2 separate regions of the Homo sapiens genome follow, and region 2 is linked to region 1. Evidence: chromatin contacts called from ENCODE Hi-C or POLR2A ChIA-PET data. All regions are on one chromosome and are shown on one strand. Each heading gives the region's core, a stretch centred on a gene start or an enhancer-like site at or near the end of the contact. The rest is flanking DNA. Distances are from core to core; before and after follow the strand shown.

Region 1 (6,994 bases), core at 1,100-3,599:
TATTCTCATCAAGCTACCATTGACTTTTTTTTTCACAGAATTAGAAAAAACTACTTTACATTTCATATGGAACCAAAAAAGAGCCCAAATAGCCAAGACAATCCTAAGCAAAAAGAACAAAGCTGGAGGCATCACCCTACCTGACTTCAAACTATACTACAAGGCTATAGTAACCAAAACAGCATGGTACTGGTACCAAAACAGATATATACATCAATGGAATAGAATAGAAGCCTCAGAAATAACACCACACATCTACAACCATCTGATCTTTGACAAACCTGACAAAAACAAGCAATGGTGAAATAATTTAATAGGTGTTTTCCCAGCACCTATTTAATAAATGGTGCTGGGAAAACTGGCTAGCTATATGCAGAAAACTGAAACTGGACCCCTTCCTTACACCTTATACAAAAGTTAACTCAAGATGGATTAAAGACTAAAATGTAAAACCTAAAACCATAAAAACCCTAGAAGAAAACCTAGGCAATACCATTCAGGACATAGGCATGGGCAAAGACTTCATGACAAAAACACCAAAAGCAATTGGAACAGAAGCCAAAATTGACATATGGGATCTAATATAACTAAAGACCTTCTGTACAGCAAAAGAAACTATTATCAGAGTGAACAGGCAACCTAGAGAATGGAAGAAAATTTTTGCAATCTATCCATCTGACAAAGGTCTAATATCCAGAATCTACAAGGAACTTAAACAAATTTACAAGAAAAAAACAAACAACCCTATCAAAAAGTGGGCAAAGATATAAATAGACAATTCTCAAAAGAAGACATTTATGCGGCCAACGAACATATGAAAAAAAGCTCATCATCACTGGTCATTTGAGAAATGTAAATTAAAACCACAATGAGATACCATCTCATGCCAGTTAGAATGGTGATCATTAAAAAGTCAGAAAACAACAGATGCTGGTGAGGATATGGAGATACAAAAATGCTTTTACACTGTTGGTGGGAGTGTAAATTAGTTCAACCATTGTGGAAGACAGTGTGGCAATTCCTCAAGGGTCTGGAACAAGGAATACCCTTTGATCCAGCAATCCCACTACTGGGTATATACCCAAAGGATTATATATCATTCTACTATAAAGACACATGCACATGTATGTTTATTGCAGCACTATTTGCAATAGCAAAGACTTGGAACCAACCCAAATGTCCATCAATGATAGACTGGATAAAGAAAATGTGGCACATATATACCATGGAATACTATACAGCCTTAAAAAAGAATGAGTTCATATCCTTTGCAGGGGCATGAATGAAGCTGGAAACCATCATTCTCAGCAAACTAACACAGGAACAGAAAACCAAACAGGGCATCTTCTGACTCATACGTGGGAGCTGAACAATGAGAATACATGGACACAAGGAGGGGAACATCACACACCCATGGCTGTCAGGAGGTGGGGGGCAAGGGGAGGGAGAGCATTAGGACAAATACCTAATGCATGCGGGGCTTAAAACCTAGATGATGGATTGATAGGTGCAGCAAACCACCATGGCACATGTATACCTATGTAACAAACCTGCATGTTCTGCACATGTATCCCAGAACTTAAAGTAAAATAAAAATAAAAAAAAGAGAGAGGTTATACATATCTCTCTGAGTGGCTGAAAAGAAAAAAAAAAAGATGAGATTTGGTTGGGGACACAAAGTCTAACCATATCAGAAGAGAAGAGGATGCTGGAGCTTAGCTCAGTTACTCTGAAAATTTCCTTAGGCCAAGCTGAGGAGGTAGGGGGAAAACAGTACCTCGATATTTCCTTTTTCTGTCCCTGGGTCCTTTCCTAGGCTTTGTGCTCCCGGCCCAGAGGCCAAGACGAGAAAGGAATGGCAGGAAGATTTGGGACTTTTTATGCAGCCAGTCAAGTAAGGTCATTATGAGTCTCTTGCCCAAATAATAGCAGGGCCCTAGGGTAATTCTTTGGTTCCTAGACGCATGAATGGTCTGCTGTATTAACCGGAGCTGGAAGATGGTAAGTTTGGAGAGCAAGTGCTCACATGCTGTGCATCCGGACAAGACTGTGCTTCCGTGACTAAGGTCTATGAATACACCGAGCACGTGGTTGGGCCTGACACCCGTGTCAGGTACTGGTAGGAGCAAGCAGTACTGTGTAATGTAGTTCTTTGAGAGGAAGATCTCAGCCACCATCAGAAGCATAAAAAGAAGGGTTTTGTTTGCATTAAGTCTGGAAAGAAACAGTTCACACCACTGGGTGGCAGTATGGCGCGCCTCTTTGTTTTTCCTGAGTGGCAATACTGTATTTTCCAGACTTACTAAGGAACCATGTTCCTCTCGGCCATATATAACTACCCTTTGCTTCCTGTCCTGCTCCCTGTGTCTCTGTCCCTACGCATTCTGAGCGTCAGCTGTGTGTGTGTGTGTGTGTGTGTGTGTGTGTGTGTGTGTGTGTGGTTGTCGTTGTCAGTGGTGATTTAGGAGAGGAATAAACATTTCCGATCAGTTCCGTCTTCTTTCCACACATTGACTTTCTGTACCTCTGAACTGCTGGGTTAGGTCCTTGTTAAATCTTTATTAATAAAGATTTATAGTGAATAATAATAATTTAAAAAAAAACCGGCAAGCCTACACACAACACTCTTGGGGAAGTTCATCTCTAGACTGAGATGTAAAATACTTCTGCTGAAAATATTCTTTGGGGGAAAAACCCTAAAGACAAGAAGGGACGTATTCTTTGAAAGATGAACTGGCGCTGCTTTCCCAGGGCAGAGGCAGAGGCGGAGGCAGCAGCAGACGGCGCCAGAAGTTACCTGCAGAGCTGCCCTGCCATCTGGTGGACAAAGGGGCACCTGCAGCTTGCAAACCGAATTGCAGGGCTCCCAAGATTTTAACATTTTAAATTTTTTCCACACCTCACCTGGATCAAGATTTTTATGAATTATTAAGCAAAACGAGAGAACTATCAAACTAGCAAGCAAAAAAGCCAATAAAATCCCTGTTATATATAAAGTTTCGGTGCCGCAAAAGAAATAGCACTCGAATATAAAATTTTCTTTTAATTCTCAGCAAGGCAAGGTACTTCTATAGAAGGGTGTGCCCTTACAGACAGAGCAATGGTGAGCGCACACTTGGACAAGGGATGGGAAGGGGTTCTTATCCCGGTCGCACGTGGCCCCTGCTGCTGTGTCCTTCCCCTATTGGCTAGGGTTAGACCGCACAGGCTAAACTAATTCCGATTGGTTAATTTAAAGAGAGTAACGGGGTGAGTGGTTTGGCGGGGAAAAAAAATGGTTATGCAGGGCGGAGAATGAGTCAGAGAGCAGCAGGTAGCAGGTAATCTGAATAAGTCAGGGTGGAGCAGGTGATCGGAATGAGTCAGGGTGGAGTAGATAATCGAAAAAGGTTGCTTTACGAGGAAGTTAAGTTTAAAAGTAGAAGGCAAAGAATTGAACATACTGACATATTGATTCTTTGAAGAGAAATTTAGAACTTATATCTAACAGCCCGAATAAATAAATAAAGACAATGCATGGTTGCCAGCTTTTTCTTTTGCTAATATTTTAAAAAATTGCATCTATGTTTGGCGTCCTCTTACCTCTAAAGGGCAATAACTTCCAAAGAGCTTGTGTATGGAAGCTCCAAAAGCGAACGAGAAAGTGTTGTTTTTTTTTCCCCCTGAGAGAGAGAAAAAAAGGACAACCCTTTTAATTGAATATTTAGCTTAATGGAATGATTATTACATCTTTCTTATTTTTATAATTCTGTTATAAAGGGGTGAAAAATTTATCAAGTTTCGGTAGTGGTCTAAGGATTGATATTTGAGAACCACTGGTCTAAAAGACTTCATGCAAATATTTTATAAATATCTGAGAACTCTGAAATATTTCAGCATAGGGACTTGGAGTTAAAGCACTGTATTCAATGTATTCAAAATGGCCTTTAGGGCCCATTTTAAAGCAAATATTTTATTAAAAATTGCCATTATTTCACTTTTTTCTGAGTCTTGCGGATTCTTACTGGCCTCTCACATTTGTTTCATCTTTTCCTGGCTTGGGAGGCCATTGCCTGATTTCAGCGTCATCACAGCACTTTCCTGAGGGCTGCGTGTTTCTTAGGTTGTCTCTGTTGATTGTACAAATTAAGCTTGGGCACCTACCACTTGGTATGTGTGTCCTTATAAAGTGCATAATGTGCTTCAGCAGCACGTATACTAAAATTGGAACACTACAGAGAAGATTAGCATGGCCCCTGTGCAAGGATGACACACAAATTTGTGAAGCATTCCTTGTTTTTTTTTTTTAACAAATAAAAAGGTACGGCTGGGCACGGTGACTCACGCCTGTAATCCCAGCACTTTGGGAAGCCGAGGCAGGTGGATCACGAGGTCAGGAGTTTGAGACCAGCCTGGCCAACATGGTGAAACCCTGTCTCCTAAAAATACAAAAAATTAGCCAGCCGTGGTGGCGGACGCCTGTAATCCAGCTTGTAATCCAGCTACTCGGGAGGCTGAGGCAGGAGAATCGCTTGAACCTGGGAGGCGGAGGTTGCAGTGAGCCAAGATTGCGCCACTGCACTCCAGCCTGGGCGACAAGAGTGAAACTCCATCTCCAAAAAAAAAAAAAAAAAAAAAAAAAAAAAGATATGAGCTCTGGATCACATTTTTTGAGTTTGAAACCATCTCAATCATTTACTATGTGACCTTGGAAAGGTAATTAATCTTTTTGTGCCCATTTTTTATAAGAATTTGACTGACAATTGCACTTGATTGTGAAAAGAAAGATTCTAAATCCTTGGGTTTCCTGAGCAATAGAAATGTCCTCATTATTCATGAGCCCTTTGGACCATACCTAAATTAATGCCAGTGAGATGACTCAGGTTGGGAGCTGGTCATGTCAGAAAGACCAAACATGAGACTAGAGGGTTTGAGCTGTGAGTGGGGTGATATCCGTTTGACCTCTTCTGAGGAGATTTGAGGGGCTAGAGATTTAGTTTAATCATGTCACCAATGAGTCCATCAATCATGCTATGTAAGGAAATCCCAATAAAATCTCTGGACACTGAGGCTTAGTGGAGCTTCCTGGGTGGTGAACACATCTATGTGCTGGAAGGTAGCACATCCTAATTCCACAGGGAGAGGGCGCAAAAGCTCTGCATTCTGGACCCTTCCAGGTCTTACTCTACGGTCTTTTCATGTGACTGGTCCTGACTTGTATACTTACAATTAAGCTGTAATTACAAATATAGTGTATTTCTGAGTTTTATGAGTGATTCTAGTAAGTTATCAAACCTGAGAAGGTTGTGGGAACCTCTGAATTTGTATTCAGTTGGTCAGAAGTATATGGGTGGCCTGGGGACCACTGAACTTGTGACTGTCATCTGAAGCGAGAGCAGTATTAATGGAATCTGTGCCTCTTAACCCATGGGGTCTGTGATATCGAACTGTAGTACTGTGGTAACTTAGATTCCTCATTTGTAAAATAAGAATTCATGGCCAGGCGCGGTGGCTCACGCTTGTAATCTCAACACTCTGGGAGGCCGAGGCGGGCGGATCACGAGGTCAGGAGATCAAGACCATCCTGGCTAACACGGTGAAACCCAGTCTCTACTAAAAATACAAAAAAATTAGCCAGGCGTAGTGGCGGGCGCCTGTAGTCCCAGCTGCTCGGGAGGCTGAGGCAGGAGAATGGCGTGAACCCGGGAGGCGGAGCTTGCAGTGAGCCGAGATCACGCCACTACACTCCAGCCTGGGAGACTGAGCAAGACTCCGTCTCAAAAAAAAAAAAAAAAAATTCATAATTATATTTTCCTAATAGGATTATTGGGACACTAATTATATTAGTACATGCCTAGCTTTGGAAAACTATATAATGTTTGGATGGCAATTCTTCTAAAATTAACGGATAATCAAAAGCACAAACAATTGTTTTGCACCTCTAAACTTCACCTAACAGAAAAAACAGAAGAAAATATTAAGTATAATTTGAAAAGTGAAGCAATGAAGGGAATTCTTAAGCAGGTAGTAAAACATCGAATGCTACTACATTTAAAACATATATAGAGCTGCCAAAATAGAATAGTGGCACAGAATATAAAATTGCCTTTGCAGAAAAATTATAACTGAGAAAATGATGACAGTGAGAGAAATCTGACATGGCCGACTCCATCTTGCTTCTAGCCTCACAGGTTGGCTGTCTTTGCTCATTCCTGGGTGTGGTTCAAGCTAACTTTGGGAGAAACTTGTTTTATAGCTTAAATGATAATAGCCCTTCCCCAGAACTAATCTGTTCTTGTAAAACTAATGAAAGGCCACCAAGTTAGGATGAGAGGGGCTTGAATTCTAAATAAGTACCAGCCATTATTCTGGAGGTCATAAGATTTGCAACTTCCCCAATTACTCTTCTTTTTTTGAGAGAGAGAGTCTTGCTCTGTTGCCTAGGCTGGAGTGCAGTGACACAATCTTGCCTCACTGCAACCTTTGCCTCCCGGGTTCAAGCAATTCTTATGCCTCAGCCTCCCCAGTAGCTGGGATTACAGGCATGTGCCACCACACCCAGCTAATTTTTGTATTTTTGGTAGAGATGGGTTTCACCATGTTGACCAGGCTGGTCTCGAACTCTTGGCCTCAAGTGATCCACCTGCCTTGGCTTCCTAAAGTGCTGAGATTACAGGTGTTAGCCACAGCACCTGGCCCCAATTACTCTTGAAGATAATATAAGTATTGTAGAACCTAAGACTGGCCTTTTGAGATGTCTTTTCAGGTCTTTGCATTTCTGGCAATTGGATGGGCCAACCTGGATCTGCCAACCAGTCCTGTGGCCCTCACCCAGGAACCTACTCAACAAAAGAAGACAGCTTCAATTGCGTATGATTTCATCTCCAACCCCCTACCCTACTCCCTTGTCCACCAAACTATCTTTGAAAAACCCATAACCTCCAAGTCTTTGGGAAAACTGATTTGAACAATAATAAATCTCTGGTCTTCTGTACAGCTGGCTCTGAGTGAATTT
Region 2 (6,862 bases), core at 482-2,981, 140 kb before region 1:
ATACTCAGTAAGTGTTTTTTATTTATTTTTGAGAGACGGTCTCAATCTGTCGCCCAGGCTGGAGTGCAGTGGATCAATCATGGCTCACTGCAGCCCCAGCCTCCTGAGCTCTGGTGGTCCTCCTGCCTCAACCTCCCAGGTTTCTGGGACTACAGGCATGTAGCAAAATGCCCAGCTAATTTTTTGTATTTTTAGGTGAGACGGTGTTTCACCATGTTGCCCAGGCTGGGTTATTCTTTATTTCTGTTGCCCAAGTCACGTGGAGGAATTGTGTCAGATTGGAGTAAGAAGAGGATGATTCTACCTTATCCCTCCCGCCACAAAACACACACATGCGCTATGAGTTAGCTTTTCATTTCTGACCCTCTAATATCCCTTTTTTGGGGCTCCAATCAAAAAGACTTTTCTTTATTCCATACTATGAATATAAAAAGTACTATAATTGAGGACCTGCTGGGTGCAGTGTTAATTTGCTTTTACATATGTCATCATACTTAATCCTCACACAATCCCTACTATCCCATTTCCCCCCTAAATATCCCATTTGATGGATCAAGAAGCCAGTGTTCAAAGCTTCAATAACTTGCCCAAGGTCACACGGCTGGAGATGGCAGATTCAAACCTGGAGTCTGAGACTCCACATCCTTTCACAAGTCTGCCCAATAATATAACACTAGTACCCAATGCCATGCACTGACTTAGTGACTTGCAAGGAATCTGAGGCGCCAGGGCTCTATGTTAAGTAGTTTTAGAACAAGAAATGCTTCATCCGAAATGTATTTTAAACATTAGACTAGGTAGGTATGCATCCACTTTCTTGGACGTGTTTAAAACTTGGGTGAGGCCGGGCATGGTGGCTCACACCTATAATCCCAGCGCTTTGGGAGGCCAAGGCGGGAGGATCACTTGAGGTTAGGAGCTCGAGGCCTGCCTGGCCAACATGGTGAAACCCCGTCTCTACTACTAAAAATACAAAAATTAGCCAGACTTGGTAGTGGGTGCCTGTAATCCCAGCTACTTGGGAGACTAAGGCAGGAAAATTTCTTGAACCCAGGAGGCGAAGGTTACGGTGAGCCAAGATGGCGCCACTGCACTCCAGTCTGGGTGACAGAGTGAGACTGGTGACAGAGTGAGACTTGTCCGAAAAAAAAAAAAAGAAAGAAAGAAACTTGGGTGAGAAATCCACGTACAGTTGAATTTATTCTCACCAGGCAAGGACTGGCCTAGTGTCATGGGGGGTGGGGGACAGTAGGGGAAGGGAACAGGAAGTCATTTGCTGGTGGTTGACCGGGCCCCCTGTGACTTCTCAGAGTTATAGAACTGCCACCAACAGTCACAGCAGTTCCTGGAGAACAACGAGAAACTTGGGGTCAGCCAGAAGGCACCTGTGGTGATATCACGAGGTACAGCGGTGGAAAATACACACTTTCTAAGGGGCTGTTTCCCCACTTTGCTGAACACAGGGTACCAGAGAAACTAATTATAGCCACTGAGGGCAATTGACATTTACAAGCATCCGTGCTGTGTGCAGTGCTTCTCCCTCTACTGATCTGTGGCCAGAGCCACGCCTAATGCATGTGGTGGAGGCCACAGGATCCAGGCAGCCTGGGTGTGACAAGGACATCCTCCTCCCTACCCCTTCTTACTGCCAGGAAATCTCTCACACTACTGCAGGTCTGCTATATTCTGATGTGATTATCTCCTCGGACTGTGGGGTAGCATCACTTCCTCAGGGGCAGAGAGGGAACCTGGCCCTTCCGCTATCGGTTAGTCCAGGAAGTGGTGGTTCTTAGGACAGGCAATGAGGATTTGGAAGGAAGGCCTTAGGTGGGAGAAGAAGAGAGAATCTCCATGTCTCTGGGCCTTGCTTTCTTATGCTAGTACTCCCAGGAGTCTGGCAAAACTTGAGGACTTTTCTGGGGGCGAGAGGACAGGGATCTCTGTCATACAGTGGTAGCTTTGAGGGAACCCCCTGAGAATGGGCTGGTCCTAAGCATAGTCCTGATCCTGAGCTGCTAGTAAAGTCTTGTTCAGTTTGTTACACCTTGGCCTCGGCTGTGCTATGGGAAATTAAGGCATCAATCTGTGTGACTACTTAGACAGGACGGGAGAAGGGGAGATGAGGCTATAATCATCCTGATTCCATCTAACATCTCCAAATTGTGAGGCTAGAAGAGCCATGACCGACAGCTTCTACCGAGAGAAAAGGCAAGGCTTTTGTCTTTCTCTTCCTTCCAGCAAAGCTTTCTGGGGCTCCCCTCTTTAGCCTGGTCTGCTGTTCAAGATTCAGAAAACTGAACTGGACTCCTTAGACAGGAATTTTACAGAACTGGGTGACATTGTGGTTGCATTACCTGCCTTCAGGTGGAGAAAGGACATGTCTGCAACCCAAACCTCCTTACAGAGCGGGGCAGACTGAAAGCTCTGAGCAAGGTCTCCCACAGGCAACCTTGCCTCAGGAGGTGAAAGGACATCCTGATGTCCCAAGTCTCTGGGTGGACAGCGATTCCCCATGCAAGAGGCCACACAAGGGATATTAGAGGGGCAGAGATGAAAAGCTAACTCACGGCATATGTGTGTGTTTTGTGGAGGGAGGATAAGGTAGAATCATCCTCTTCTTACTACAATCTGACACAATTCCTCCATGTGACTTGGGCAATAGAAATAAAAAATAACCCAGCCTGGGCAACATGGCAAAACACCGTCTCTACTAAAAATACAAAAAAATTAGCTGGGCATTGTGCTACATGCCTGTAGTCCCAGCAAGCTGGGAGGTTGAGGCAGAAGGACCACATGAGCTCAGGAGGCTGGGGCCGCAGTGAGTCATGGATTGAGCCACTGCACTCCAGTCTGGGCAACAGAGTGAGACCCTGTCTCAGAGCTCTCCTCTGCAGCTGAGATCCCCCTTCCTCTCGCAGTTCTCACCAGCCCCAGCTTGCTGCTACTACCGTGCAGTTTTTCTGCCCCCACAGAGGGACACTGCATCACGATCAGGAAATTCCACCTCCTCGTCCTCTCTCCACAGTCCCTGCTGCCTCTAATCCAATACTGGAAAGAGAAAGCTGAAACAGGGACAAAGAAAGGAAGCACTTGAATCTCCTCTGTTTCTGGAGCATTTTCAAATGACAGGAAAATGTAATTTTGACTACAATTCAAGGGGTTGAACACCATGACCCTCTAGTCCTTGGCGGAGGAGTGCTGCCTCTGTCAGCAAATAGTGGCAAAGCCAGGGGACCACGGTGGAGGCTGGAGACCTCTCTCTTTGTGGTTACAGAACCTGGCAATGGCTGGGAAGCCATATGTTGTGTTCTGAGACTCAAGCATAAACTTCTGCTGGATGTTTGGATTTTGGTTTTTTAATTATCCCCTGTTTTGAGAGAGACAAAAGGGGTGTGTGTCTATGTGTGCTTTGAAGGAAGTAGGGGAACAGATGGGTGGAGAGAATAGAAAGAGGAGAGGAGCCGTCATTACTGGGCTTTCGGATCCGTGTTTCTCCAGCAGTTTCTGCTGTGTCTCTTTGGTGACACATTGGGTAAATGGCCCTAAAAGATGATAGCTATGCCAAAGCTACAACAGCCTCAGAGGTTCTATTGATTCAGAAGCTTTCTGGATTGTCTCTGCCGTAGCATATGCACCACCTCATTCTTAACAGACACTGACAGCAGCGCTACAACTGTTTTGAAGGAGGCAACTTTTGATGGCAGCAATGCAAGGTCTGTCCAGACCATGAAGTCCCACCTCAACCGCCAATCAATAATAAGACATGACATCTTAAGTGTTATTTAAATGCTAAGCACTGTGTCAGCATTTAACATTTATCTCGGCTGGGCGCAGTGGCTCATGCCTGTAATCCCAGCACTTTGGGAGGCCGAGGCGGGCGGATCACGAGGTCAGGAGATCGAGACCATCCTGGCTAACACGGTGAAACCCCGTCTCTACTAAAAATACAAAAAATTAGCCGGGTGTGGTAGTGGGCGCCTGTAGTCCCAGCTACGCGGGAGGCTGAGGCAGGAGAATGGCGTGAACCCGGGAGGCGGAGCTTGCAGTGAGCCGAGATCACGCCACTGCACTCCAGCCCGGGCGACAGAGCGAGACTCCATCTCAAAAAACAACAAGAACAACAACAAAAAATTTATTTCATTTAGTCTTCAGAACAACTCTATGACATGGGTACTAAAATTGCACTCACTTTACAGATGAGAGAAGGAGAAGGTAAATACTTTGTACAAGGTTATGCAGATAATGAGTGCATCCCGGGCTCAGACACAGGCTTGCCAGACACCTCTGTTCTTCAACACCATCCTACCCTGCCTTCCCATCATCAGCTGACATTGCTTCACTCTGTGCGAAGATGGAAAGAGGAAGCACATTTCAGGCTTAATTCTCACCATCAGTATCTTCAGTTTTACTGATGAGGAAACTGAGGGTCACAAGTTGTGAAGCAATCTGTCCAAAGTCACACGACCGTGAAGCAGCAGAACCAGGAGTCAGAGCCAGGACTGAGTTCAATCCTTCACTCTCTCCATTTTACCCCGCTGCCTCTGGGCCAAATACCTGGAAAAAGAGGTCTGCCTCTCACTTGCTTCAGGTTTTAAAGTAAAAGCAGAAGAGGAAGTTCAGAAGGTGTTCTTCTTCAGTGTCCCCTAAATATGAGATTTTGAGAAAGGCTTGACCCTAAGGGCCAATAGGTAGCAATTTCAGGAAGGCCGATTTAGAGAGAATTGAATGGCCTTGTAAGGTAGTGAGCTCCCCAAGAATGGAGGAGTTCAAGCGCAGTCTTGATGACTGTGGCAACACTGTAGACAGCAATTGTTGTTTTGGCTGTCCAGTATCTAAGCACTCTTCTTATTTAGGGGAATCCCAATATGAGCGAAGGGGGAGCCCCACTAAAGAAACTGATGGGGCAGATGTTCTGTCTTTCAGCTTCCTGACAGATGATGCCCAGCATATGACTTAGACGAAGGCAATCAACTACTCCCATTAAAGACTTTGGAACCTAAGGTGACCAAGAGTGGAGGGGTCACGGCAAGTGTCTGCAGCAGTGTCCTTGACTCCTGCCTGTTTCCAGAGTCTGATTATCCATGCCCCTGATAGTTCTGTGAGCCACCTAAACTCGTTTCCTGCTTAAGTTATCCAGAGGTGGTTTCTAACCTGGATATAAACATCTGATGGAAGGCTGCACTGGATGAGGTCACAAAGCCAGCTGCATATCTGAGTTACTGGTGGAGTTCAGTAAAAATACAGATTCCCATGTTCCCCAAGACCTACTGGATCAGAATTTTCAGGAATAACCCTGAACATTCATTTTTTTTTTTTTTTTTGAGATGGAGTCTCGCTTTGTCGCCCAGGCTGGAGATGACTGACATGTGGCCAGATTTGGGAGTGGCTGAGATAAATAAACTTTAGGGCCCCCAAAATAAAATACTATGATTTTCAAAAAAACTCTTACCAAGAATTTGGCCATGGCTCTCAGAAAAATGCAACATGCCTATAGTTTCTTTATAATTGCTAACATAAAGCTTATCTTTTTGGACAAATCACACACACTCCTAAGAGGCTAAAGCTGTAATATATCTTCTATTTCCATAGGATATTCCTTCCAAGGCCTTTTGCATCTACAGATCTATTATCACAGTTGATGTAACTTCCCACCTTCCTCAGGTGGGTGAGATCCATGATTTCACATGCATTCGTCTGATGCCGCAGAGTCAGCTGACCACATGGCTTTTTACTTCCCAAACCAAAGCCTCTCTTCGTCGTGTGGCTATTCTTGGGATCTACAGTGCACCTCCTGTGTGCCCTAAAGAGAGCTTCATCCCATGTGAGCCTCAACTCCTCTGTGTGAAAATGAGGAACACTGGGCCGGGTGCAGTGGCTCACGCCTGTAATCCCAGTACTTTGGGAGGCCGAAGTGGGCGGATCACAAGGTCAGGAGATCAAGACCATCCTGGCTAACATGGTGAAACCCCGTCTCTACTAAAAATACAAAAAATTAGCTGGGCGTGGTGGCGGGTGCCTGTAGTCCCAGCTACTCGGGAGGCTGAGGCAGGAGAATGGCGTGAACCCAGGAGGCGGAGCTTGCAGTGAGCCGAGATCGCACCACTGCACTCCAGCCTGGGCGACAGAGCGAGATCCATCTCAAAAAAAAAAAAAAAAAAAAAAAAAAAAAACCACCCAGAGAAGAAAGATGAATGTCCAGTCAGCTTCCTGGGGCTCAGCTCAGAGATGTACATCCCTGTACCACTATTCCTCATTCATCCAGGAGCAAAATCCCCTCTTCTCCTGCAAATGTAACTGCTGTTAAGAAGCTGCACTTGGTAGTGGAGTTCTATATACTTCAGGGCGTTTGCTTTTGTTTGTGCAACACCACAGGTAGGAAGGTACCTGTGAAACCCATGGAGTTCTCCTCTTGCCTCCCAGCTAGTCAGGGCTGTTGGGTACTTTCTGGGGTAGAAATTCCCTAGCTTCCCTTGGTGACCCTCCTGGTGCTCAACAGGATGCAGAATGTGAGGGAAAAAGAGCGAGCACCAACAGGACCCTGGTTTATGCCTATTACTCAGGGCCAGGATGGAAGCAAGCATGAGAGCCCCTGGGTCCATTTGGGCTGCTGAGAAAGCCCCTCTCGTGTGACGTGCGTCCCCCACCAAGGAAGCATCCAAGTCCACCCTGGGTGTGTATCTACCCAAGCAGCTCCTTAGGAAAGTCAGCAGACCTCCCACCTCCTCATGCTGGAGCTTCATGTCAGCTACCGCCCTCCAGAGGACTTTGAGGACAATATGGCCATCTGGTTTCTGTACAATCTGCATCCGTATAGTGCTCATAAACTTATCTTCCAGCTCGTTCAAAATGTACACAGCTGAAT

Evidence for each region. A loop is a pair of places that touch in the nucleus more often than their neighbours do. ChIA-PET counts read pairs that join two places held with the same protein, here RNA polymerase II (POLR2A). Pooled maps may share reads with other maps.
Region 2: a loop to region 1 is called in a pooled map, with 2.7 times the contacts of the local background. The contact joins two enhancer-like sites. A Hi-C loop is called at or near these places in 6 of 50 pooled maps. POLR2A ChIA-PET finds 5 or more read pairs at or near these places in 2 of 52 experiments (activated CD4-positive, alpha-beta T cell and activated T-cell).

What each region holds. Positions count from the first base shown.
Region 1 is chr11:122,576,491-122,583,484 of GRCh38, reverse strand. It overlaps the pseudogene RNU6-592P. Among named protein-coding and RNA genes, the nearest start is that of TRK-TTT2-1, 20 kb to the right of the region's middle. Within about 2 kb of position 2,349, at least 35 of the 41 ENCODE cell types and tissues checked have a DNase peak (open chromatin) inside an H3K27ac peak, as active enhancers do.
Region 2 is chr11:122,712,205-122,719,066 of GRCh38, reverse strand. All of the region lies in intron 1 of UBASH3B (ubiquitin associated and SH3 domain containing B), which reads right to left. Among named protein-coding and RNA genes, the nearest start is that of UBASH3B, 60 kb to the right of the region's middle. Within about 2 kb of position 1,731, at least 10 of the 41 ENCODE cell types and tissues checked have a DNase peak (open chromatin) inside an H3K27ac peak, as active enhancers do.